2 separate regions of the Homo sapiens genome follow, and region 1 is linked to region 2. A link is an interaction called in ENCODE POLR2A ChIA-PET data of the cell type or tissue named here. Cell type or tissue: OCI-LY7. All regions are shown on one strand.

Region 1 (5,000 bases), 73 kb after region 2:
ATCAACAAGAGTAAAAGCAAAGCTGGCTCATGGATGCATTAGAGCAAAGAACATGGACTTTGAGGTCAGAAAGGTTTAGATTCATCTCTGTTGGCTCTGTTATTTACTACTTGTTGATGTCAGTTTTCTTCTCCGGCTTTATTTTCCTCGTTTGTAAAATGAGACAACTTATTTTGCAGGGTTAAGAACATTAAATAGGCCGGGCACGGTGGCTCACGCCTGTAATCCCAGCACTTTGGGAGGCCGAGGCAGGCAGATCACAAGGTCAGGAGATCGAGACCATCCTGGCTAACATGATGAAACCCCGTCTCTACTAAAAGTACAAAAAATTAGCCGGGTGTGGTGGTGGGCGCCTGTAGTCCCAGCTACTCAGGAGGCTGAGGCAGGAGAATGGTGGGAACCTGGGAGGCGGAGCTTGCAGTGAGCGGAGATTGCGCCGCTGCACTCCAGCCTGGGCAACAGAGCAAGACTCGATCTCAAAAAAGAAAAAATAAATTAAATAAACTCATACATGCAAAATGACAGATGAATAGTGCATAGACAGACTATGACTGCTGCTTTAGTTATTATTTTATTATTATATATAGCACAGTACTTAGAATCCTGATAGTACTTGGAAAAAACCAACAGAAGCACTTACTATGATTGGGCAGCATTATTCTTTATTCTAAGGCGTTACATCTGTTAACACATTTAGTGTACACACCAGTGGGCCAAGGTCCCAGAGCTAGTAGTGGTAGAGCTGAGTTTATCCAGGTACTCTGAGTCCGGAGTTTGTGTTCTTTAATACATAGGCTACCCAAGTTCTGTGAGTTTTGAGTATAACTCAGAATTCAGTAGATAACAGCATCAAAACGGTTAAACTATAGGTGGCATATGCTCACACTACTGTAATTCCAACTAATTCAATTATTCAACTGCTATCCACTTTAGCATTCACATTCTGATTTGAGGAAGTGTGTTGTAACCATAATATTACATTTTCAAACAGAACCTTTTTAAAGTTTCTGTGCTTTTATCTTTGGTAATCCAGTTAGTAAAGTTCAGTCTCTGAGTGTTAAAATGACATATCAGTTCTGTTCAAAGATACGAATTTTTATGTGTTTATATAAAAATACTATCTACTTTCTTTTTTAGGTAACTCAGCAGTTGAAGGCGCGATTCTTACCAAGTCCAGTTGTTATTAAGAAACGTATTGAAGGACTTATTGAGAGAGAATATTTGGCACGAACACCTGAGGATCGCAAAGTATACACATATGTAGCATAAAATGCGTTCAGAAATTTGATTTATTCTTGGACTGTACTCTTCGCATGGACTGGGAAGTTCTTTTAAATCATTAAATATTAAGACGACCATCTCTTCTATTAAATTACAGTACATGTTCTAGACCATTGAGATCAAGCCTTTACTCCCTTTGAGAGTTTCCAACATCAGTTGATTGAGCTTCAGGCTTTACAACGTTTATCCCTGTAGAGATCATCTTTACAGTTCCTCGGGAAAATGTGAATGTGCTGCGTTTTGTTTTCTTTACTGTATGAAAACAGGAAAATAAAAGAGAAATTTAGAAAATACAGCTCATTACAATAAAATTGTTGGATTTCATTTCCCCAGGTCTTCAGTGTTGATGTAAATGTGTTTTGTAGTGTTGCTTAGCACTTTGCGCATTGTGTAAGTTGGGTAACAAAAATGGCAAAAGAAATGCAGATTTCCCAGTTATCTTGCTCTGAAGACATTTCTTTAGCTAGTCTTATTTAATTTTAAAGGTTTGATAAATATACAAAGACCCAAGCATACAATTTGAGCATGCTGTATTCTACCACTTGCACTTACTCATCTTCTAGCCTTATGACCAGGAACCTTTGTTTTGGGCTCAAGTACACATCCTGATTTGGTTTCTCCCTGTTGTAATTTGAGATTTCCCAAATTAAGTCTTATAATGATTAGGTTTTGTTCTGAGTTATTTCTAGAGAAAGAAAGTATTTTAGTATGTGTAAATTGTACAATAATTTTTTTGCTGTTGTACTCACTGCTAATAGTGGATTGTATAGGGTGGTGTTTTTATTTCATTTATTGTAGACAAAAATAATGAATTTAGTATACACATACCCACTAATTCAAGTATGTCAGAGCACAAAGTTGGCAGCTGGTTATATTTAATTCAGCCCCTCTGAAAAGCACATACAGTCTATACTTTGTTTATAAATACCCTAGGTCCTCCCTGCCCCTAAATATATATTTTGGTGAAGCTGTGGTGCACTATTAATTTTCTGTTTCAAAATGCAATCTAAAGATGCAATAAATATGATGACCTTGATAGTTTTAATGAAATCTTCAATTCTTGCAGCTGTGTTTTGGAAAGTGATTAAGCAATATTTCTCAAACCTGATGATTCTTGGATATTTAGCTATTGTCCTCCAAAGAGTCATCGTTTCACGTTTTCAAACATGTGCTTTGTGCTGAAGATTCTTGTCAGATATCCTGTGCTTCCAGAGTATTTTTATCTTCAATTTTATTTAATTTTGTTTCATTTTGTTTTCATAAGACAATGTTTCAGATATGTAATGGGGCAAACCACTATAGATTTCTGTTGGATAGAAAAATGAAATGTTACTAATAAGTTTAAATTGACCCTTCGTTGACTATCAGTACTGTTGATACATTTATTAGAATGTATGTCTCAGAAGATGGTTTCTGTTTAAATTTATGGTCAAGTTACAACAACTGAATTCTAATATGGATTAAAAACTCCACATAAATATTTTTCCCCATGCGTCTTGGGTTATAATTTTCCTTTTAGACTTGCAAATATGCTTTTATTGCAATTTTGTCTCCATCTGTACTGTAGAATTACAAGCCTTGTGCTCTTTATCTCTACATTTTCCACTTCTACATGATGCAATTAAGATGCCAATGAAAAGTATTGTGAACATTATTCTCAGGACACTTTTACCATACTTGAGTAGTACTAAGTCAGGTGTAACATGGAAAGCTAAGGGTTTCACCTTCTGATTTTGACATAATTGGAAATTTTCTATAATGGTAAGATGTTTATAGGAAAGTAATGGTAGTTCATGTTTGAGAATTTTTTTATTGCTTTCATTTCCCAGTTAAATGATATTTAACACCTGGGAAAACAGGACAGCTCAGATTGTCGAGTTAGTAAACATGAGCGATGTAAAAACTTTATTTGAAATCTCCTAAGTGAGACATTAAACATTTTAGTGCTAGTTTAAGCCATTAAAAGTAAAGTTTAAGTTTACGTCATTGTCTCAAGTGTGGCTGTAAAAATCAGATCTAGAGTTTAGAGACATACTTGTTAACTTTGGAGCACAGGTTTGATATTTATGCTTCTAAATACATTAAAACATTTCTGAATTGCAGTTGAATGGTTGGAGATTGCTGGCGATGTGATGCTGCACTGAAAAAACTGGTCACACAAAATGTTTATATGTTTGACTGCATAAGTATTATTTTAGGTCATAAAGGTTATAACAAAATACATTTAACATTGCTTTCTTTTTAGCAAGAGGTCACAGATGCTATTTTTTCTCAGTTTTTAATGCTTTAATTTGAAAGAAAAATGCATCCTAACCATTCCATCCTGTTGGTGCAGAGAAATTTTGGTGATTTATTAGAAGACTTTTAAGGAGGGTGGATACATAGTTTTTCAACTGCAAAAATCATGTCATCTCTTCAGTAACTGTTAAAGTGTAATTCTCTGCCTTCATTATCAAGTCCAGGACAGTGTTTATTTTGAATCGTTAACATTATTTAAAGACTGAAAATTCATTGCAATTAGGGAACGCACAGCCTCACAAAAAGTGGTTGTGATTGCAAGGATTCTTTATGTCAGTGAACTTAAAAAGGGAATGGGGGAAGAGATGCATGCCTTTCTAAAGGTATGCTAGAGTCACCTGTGTAGCATTGTAATTATGTACTATCAAACCCCCAAGATGCTGATGATAGGCCTTCTCTGTAAGAATCCTTCTCATAGTGAAGCACTGTTGATGTTTTGTTCACCGGATATGTTGGGTAGCAGAAAAGGCCTAGAACCAGTTTTAAGATTATGCCTACATCTCTAGAAGACTAGTACACTGGCATCATCTTAGGTTTCTAAATATTATTTAATTCCTTAATTTGGAAAGCAGTTTTAATGTTTACAGTTTAAGATACTCATTTTCAGTAACTAGTGTTAAAGATTTTTATCTTTGCCTGTCTACTGTAACTTAAGACTTTCATAGAATAATTTTTTATAGAGTATATGGTATATTGTGTCAATCTTGGAAGGAAAGCTGTTGCATATCAATTGTAGGTCATGTATTTTACTATATGTTGCATAGTATTTTGCATTCTGTAAATACGAATGTTAAAACATTTCAGGTCAGCAAAATTAGAAGTCATTTCTAGTCCTCAAAGCAGAAATAATTAGAAATGTTAACATTTAAGTGCTTATCATATGCCAGATACTATTCTGAATATTTTATGTATATTCATTCATTTAGTTGTCATATTGGCTTTATGTGACATAACTGTCATTATACCAGTGTTGTCCAAGGTTGCTAGCAGGAAATGGCAGAGCCAGGAGTTGGACCTAGGTTTAATCCTATCCATATTCCATGTTACAAATTGACATGATTTTCCATATTAAAAAATTTTCATTTATTTTGTACCTCATTCACATGAATAGTAATGTGACAAACTAAAGTTAATACATGAAGCATTGCAATATGGAATTTTGCACATTTTTGTTAGCTTTACATTATTTGCTGATACCAACTTTTGGTAGGAAGGAAAACAGGGAAGGTGATTGCTGCTATTCTGGAATGTGTCCATTGAAAAGAAAATAGGCGCTTTGTCTCCTACAATCTTAGAGAAAGTTTTACATACTTAAGTGGGTACCACAGATAGGCATGTACCTTAAATTCAAATCTACAGTTTTACAAAATGTTTTCCTTTGTGTGCCTTTCCTATGTCAAATTAGCCAGAAGGAAGAAGAG
Region 2 (5,000 bases):
AGGCTGTGGTGATTCTCTCACTTCAGCCTCCTACATAGCTGGGCTACCGGCACGTGCCACCATGCCTGGCTAAATTTTTGTATATTTTTTTGTAGAAACAAGGTTTCCACCATGTTGCCCAGGCTGGTCTCGAACTCCAGGGCTCAAGTGATCCATCCGCCTCCCAAAGTGCTGGGACTACAGGCGTGAGCCATTGTGCCTGGCCTCAATTTTTAATTTTCTTGAAGTCAGGGGAGAAACTTTAGTTTTAATATGGGAAGAGCTTTATTATCTCAATTTTGTAATGCTTAGCAGTTTTCTTAGATTTACCTTATGCTTAATTTCTTCATCTTTAATACTCCATAGTAATAATCAAATAACATGGTAACCTCATAAATGAACCTATAAAAATTATTGAACTTTGAAAGTTGGTTTCTTAGAAAAATAGCTGAACAAAAAAAAGTTAACATTTAAAATTAACTTATCTTTTTAGTTATTATTGGAAAGAACATTTATTCTAGTGGTTTTCAAAGTTTTTCTATCCGTATGTCCTATTCTTCAAATAATATCTTACTCCGATTGAATGGGAGGAAGCCAGAATAAGAGGAGCTTCATCCTGCTCACCTTTCCTTTATTCAGAAAACCGCCTGTTGAGCAAGGCTCTGGTGTGAGCATTTGTACTATATCAAGGAAAGATTCCTGCCTTTGTGGAAGTTACGTTTTAGACTTACATACTTGGATCTACGCTTTGTAGTCATAATCTGTTCTAAGCACTTTTGTTTTACCAGTGGGGAAATTGCAGCCTTGAAGGGGACATGGTTTCAAGTTTCAAGTGACTTTCTTTTTTGAATTTCTTTGTAAACTGCAATGTCTTTTTGTAGAACAAATAATTCCTCACCATTTATCTTTTGTACCTAGGGTCTTATTTGCTGAAAATGCTGTCTCTGTGTGAACTACTTTTTCAATATATTTTTCTCCCTATTTCTAGATGGGGAAGAAGAACCAGTTTTAAATTTTATATTTGTTTGTAAGTAAGTTAAGATATTTATGTGAACATGAAGTTGGTAACTTTAAGGTAAACTGTGGACTCTTCTTTATGTCAATTAAACAGACTTCCTTTTATAATAAAGCTTTTGGAGTGCTTTTCCCTTTCTAGGCAAATATTAATTAATCTAATGGAAAACATTAAAATTAATGTTTTTAATGGCATATATATATACAATATATAATGACTGCAGTGAGTTAAGAATATTGATAGAAACACTTGGGAATAAGATTTTCCTTAGCAAATTCAGATTCATTTCAGAGGCCCACAGAGATTGAGTTTCTCCTATGTTTCAGCCACCCAAAAATAAATAAGACATGATTCTTGCCAGCAAGAATCCCATAATTTTAGCGAGGTAATCAGATTTGAGGGGGAGTTACTTTGCCTGAGGAATTCAGGGCAAGGTAGAAAGAGGAGGTCACTTTTGATTATACTTAAAGCATTACTCAAGATTCATCATGTGAGCAAAGCCAAAATACTGTCCCGGTAGATAACAAGGAGAGAAAGTTGAATGAGAAAAATGGCAGGTAGGTATGAGCGTAGTGAGATAGATCAGTATAGATGGAAGGTGAACATGTTGTTCATAAGGATGAACAAAAGCATCTTCGAATGTTTTTGTAGGAAATGAGGATAGTAAAGTGGGTTGGGCTAGATTTTGAAAACCATTGTAGGGGATTTGAGTGTTTTTCTGTTGGTGGTGGGAGCCATTGCTTTTTAATCCTTAGAAAGGCTGACTGCAGTGGAGAAGATGTAGTCAGGCATTTAGGATGAGTGCCATTTTCAGTTCCTTGTTGCTGCTTGCTCATCTTTAGTTTTCATGCTATCTTGTCTTGATGTTTAACTTAAAAGTTGCTGGAAGTACTCAACCCATTATGCTTTTTGGGATGGTGGTGACAGGAGTGAGAAGAGACTGTGAGCTAGGTGTGAAAACTGTTAATGGGTATGATATGGGGATAGTGACCTAAATATAAATAGCATAATCCCAAAAGAGACAGAGACTTGTCGGGGATAGTGTGTGGAAAAGGGATTATTAGAGAGTCAGGAAAACAGCAACCGTGGGATATGAAGGACATTGGAAATTGAATGGTTTCTACATTGAAAGGGATGGAAGAGAAATGATGTTAGGGGAGAGGAGGCTTAAAAGTGTTGTTTTAACAAGTTTGCCCATGTTAAGTATCAGCTATTCTGCTTAAGTTGTTAGGTAGACTGTACTTTGAGGGCAAGTACCCCCCCCCATCCTATTTCTGTTGTATTTTTTAGTGATATTCTTCTGTTACTAAGTGAATAAATGAAGGAGGACCTGTTCATTTATCTTTGTGTCTCCTCTTTGCATGTGGTTGGCACTCAGTTGTCTGTTGAAATGAATCTTTGAGAATACTACCAGCAGTCAAAATGGAAACCACCTTGGTTCATAGCCACAAATAGCTGAGATCCATTTTTTTTTTCTCTGTGTGGGGTAATACCTCTCCCTACTCGAGTTAATTACTAAATCTGACAACCATTTAAAAACACAGGTGATTATCGGGCTATATGCTTCTGTTTTTTTGAGATTGAAGTCTGTCTGTCGGCTTAGAACCAGATCATGTTATCTTGAGAAACCATGGTGGTTTTTTCCATCGTACTCGAGAACAAAAATACTGGTAGCTTTGTTGTCATGCTTTGTGTATGTTTTCCTGATTAATTCTGTCAGTGTGCCTGTTACTAAGTTTAACCATGATACTAATGCTATAATAATAGCTTTTAATGTATATCTTAACCATTGGGAATAGTATACTTTACAAACGATAAGTCATAGTGGTGTTTTTCTGTGGTGTACTGTCATTTTTCTTTCTGCATTCCTTTCCAACCAGTAAGTAAAAAGCTATCATTTTTCATAGTAGTATTTTGTACTGATTGAGAAATCCTGATTTTTCTAAGTCATACTATTTTAAGACCAGTTTAAAAGCATATTTGAACTAAGAATGCCTTTTTTAAAAATGTCAAATTTTATGTGATTTTTAAAATAGTATTTGCTTCAACACGTAGCAAATTATCTTTATGTATGAAATTGTGAAAGTGTATTGTCCTAACACCTGTTCTGTGTTCCTTCTTTGAACTTTGTAACTTTTCCGTAGTGCTATTTATTGTATTCTACTTTGTATTGAGGTCATTTGAATGCTAATATTAGGCTCCCCCTTCTCCCCTCTCCCTCAGAGATTATAAAGTGGCTGAAAGTGTCTTGTATCCCCCATAGTGCCAAGCACCCTGTTTTGCCTGCTGGAAGCAAACATAAATACATGAATTGTCAGTCTGGGGAAATACTTTGTATACTTTTGAATGAGTGGTTGATATCTGATAATAGGACCTGATTTCTTTAAGAGCTTCATTTTGGACACTTAAAGCAAAGAGTAAGAATGGGGAATATTTCCACTGAGAATGAATTTGATTTTGAAATTGAGAATAGTGTGCTTTTTGTGAAATGCTGTTAAGTTACATTACTATGTACGTTAGAAAATTACTTAATGAGGAATCTTCTGGCAGCAATGGAGAAAATTTTTTCCCTACAGTGGCTATCTTACTGTTTTTTTAAGGATACTGGTATAATTTTTCTGATCACTATTGCCATCTTAATTATTAAAGTTAATTAAAAATAATGAGAATAACACAGTCTACTGTATGAAAAGGATAGTGAATTTTATATTATTCAGGAATCTCATCATTAGTTAATTCTTGGAAAGTTTAAAATACCTACAAAACTTAAAATTAATTATCTTGGCCTTAGTAGAAGCTTGTTTGAGATACAGAAATCTTAAGATTGCTATATGTATTATAACAGCAACATCTGTTAACCAAATTTATATTAGTTGTACAAATAATTGGAGTTTGACTGCATTAAGAATTCCTCAAAATATGAGGTAAGAGTTCCTTCCAGTCATTCAGAAATTCTATCCTTTAGAGGAAAGGAAAGCAAGTGTCCTTATTCCTGACCTGCCCCTATTTTTGTATATGACTTCTGTAAAAATAGCAGAACATTGCAGTGTTTCTTTTTAACCTTTTAGATCAGGAATTCTCAGGGTGAGGGAAAGAGCCATGAAGCTTTTTTCTCAAACAGTTCTGTCAGCTGTCCTCTATACCTTATGGCTTGTCTCCCATTGGGATTCACTTTATCTAGTAAGCCACTTTTATTGATAGGTTTGTGTCATACCACTGTGGTATGATAAGGTGGAAAAATTTTGAAATCTTTAAGAATTATTTAATGGCATTCCTTGGAAGACTAAAATTCATGTAACTGGCAAAATTTATAAAGTGACAAACCCCTAGACCACATGTGATTAATGCAGGACTGAAAAAAGTATGTTTTAAGTGGAAATTTAAATGCTATTTTTATTTTTATTTTTTAACTTTTTTTGTATATGTAAGAATGTTTTTGTAACATTACTTATAATGGTAAAAAACTAAAAGCAACTTATCCATCGTTAATAAAGTGATTGAAGAAGTTATGGCATTAAGTGCTATTTTTGTAGGTCATAGTAAATGTTGCATGCTTTTGTATTATGCTGTCTTTAACAGATGAAACAGGCAACATGTTTTGGAATTTAGAGCCAGAAAGATAGCAGGCATCCAGTGGCTGTCAATTATTTTAAAATAGAAGCCCCAATTTAAAAAATCATACAAAACTATTATAAATCATATTTAATAAGGGGAAATGAAGTCTTTTCTGCAGTGGTGCTAAGTAAGGCATTGCAGTGGAACATGATGTCATTGATCTAATCAACCATAGTCACATCACAGGTAAAGAGGTGCTACAGACTAGATAGGTTAGGTGACTTGCTCAGAGCCCTTAGTTAGTGACTTCCCTGGGCAGTTGTCTGCAAAGAGGTTGAGTATCCCTAATCCAAAAATCCAAAATCTGAAACTTTTTTCTTTTTTTTTTTGAAATGGGAGGGGTCTCACTCTGTCACCCTAGCTGGAGTGTAGTGGCATGATCTCGGCTCAC

Evidence for each region. Peaks named below come from ENCODE experiments on the same cell type or tissue, not always from the same donor. Only the 100,000 strongest peaks of a DNase experiment are listed, where the experiment ranks them.
Region 1: POLR2A ChIA-PET joins it to region 2 with 6 read pairs; 9 of 35 experiments call an interaction of 5 or more read pairs at or near these places.

Annotation. Positions count from the first base shown.
Region 1 is chr2:224,470,514-224,475,513 of GRCh38, reverse strand. It overlaps CUL3 (cullin 3), which reads left to right. Exons shown (of 16, transcript NM_003590.5): 16 at 1,138-5,000. The coding sequence ends at 1,269. Among named protein-coding and RNA genes, the nearest start is that of FAM124B, 71 kb to the right of the region's middle. In OCI-LY7, no CTCF peak of the experiment used is centred here; no DNase peak of the experiment used is centred here.
Region 2 is chr2:224,543,927-224,548,926 of GRCh38, reverse strand. All of the region lies in intron 2 of CUL3 (cullin 3), which reads left to right. Among named protein-coding and RNA genes, the nearest start is that of CUL3, 39 kb to the left of the region's middle. In OCI-LY7, no CTCF peak of the experiment used is centred here; no DNase peak of the experiment used is centred here; H3K4me3 peaks cover 1,210 bases; H3K27ac peaks cover 2,213 bases.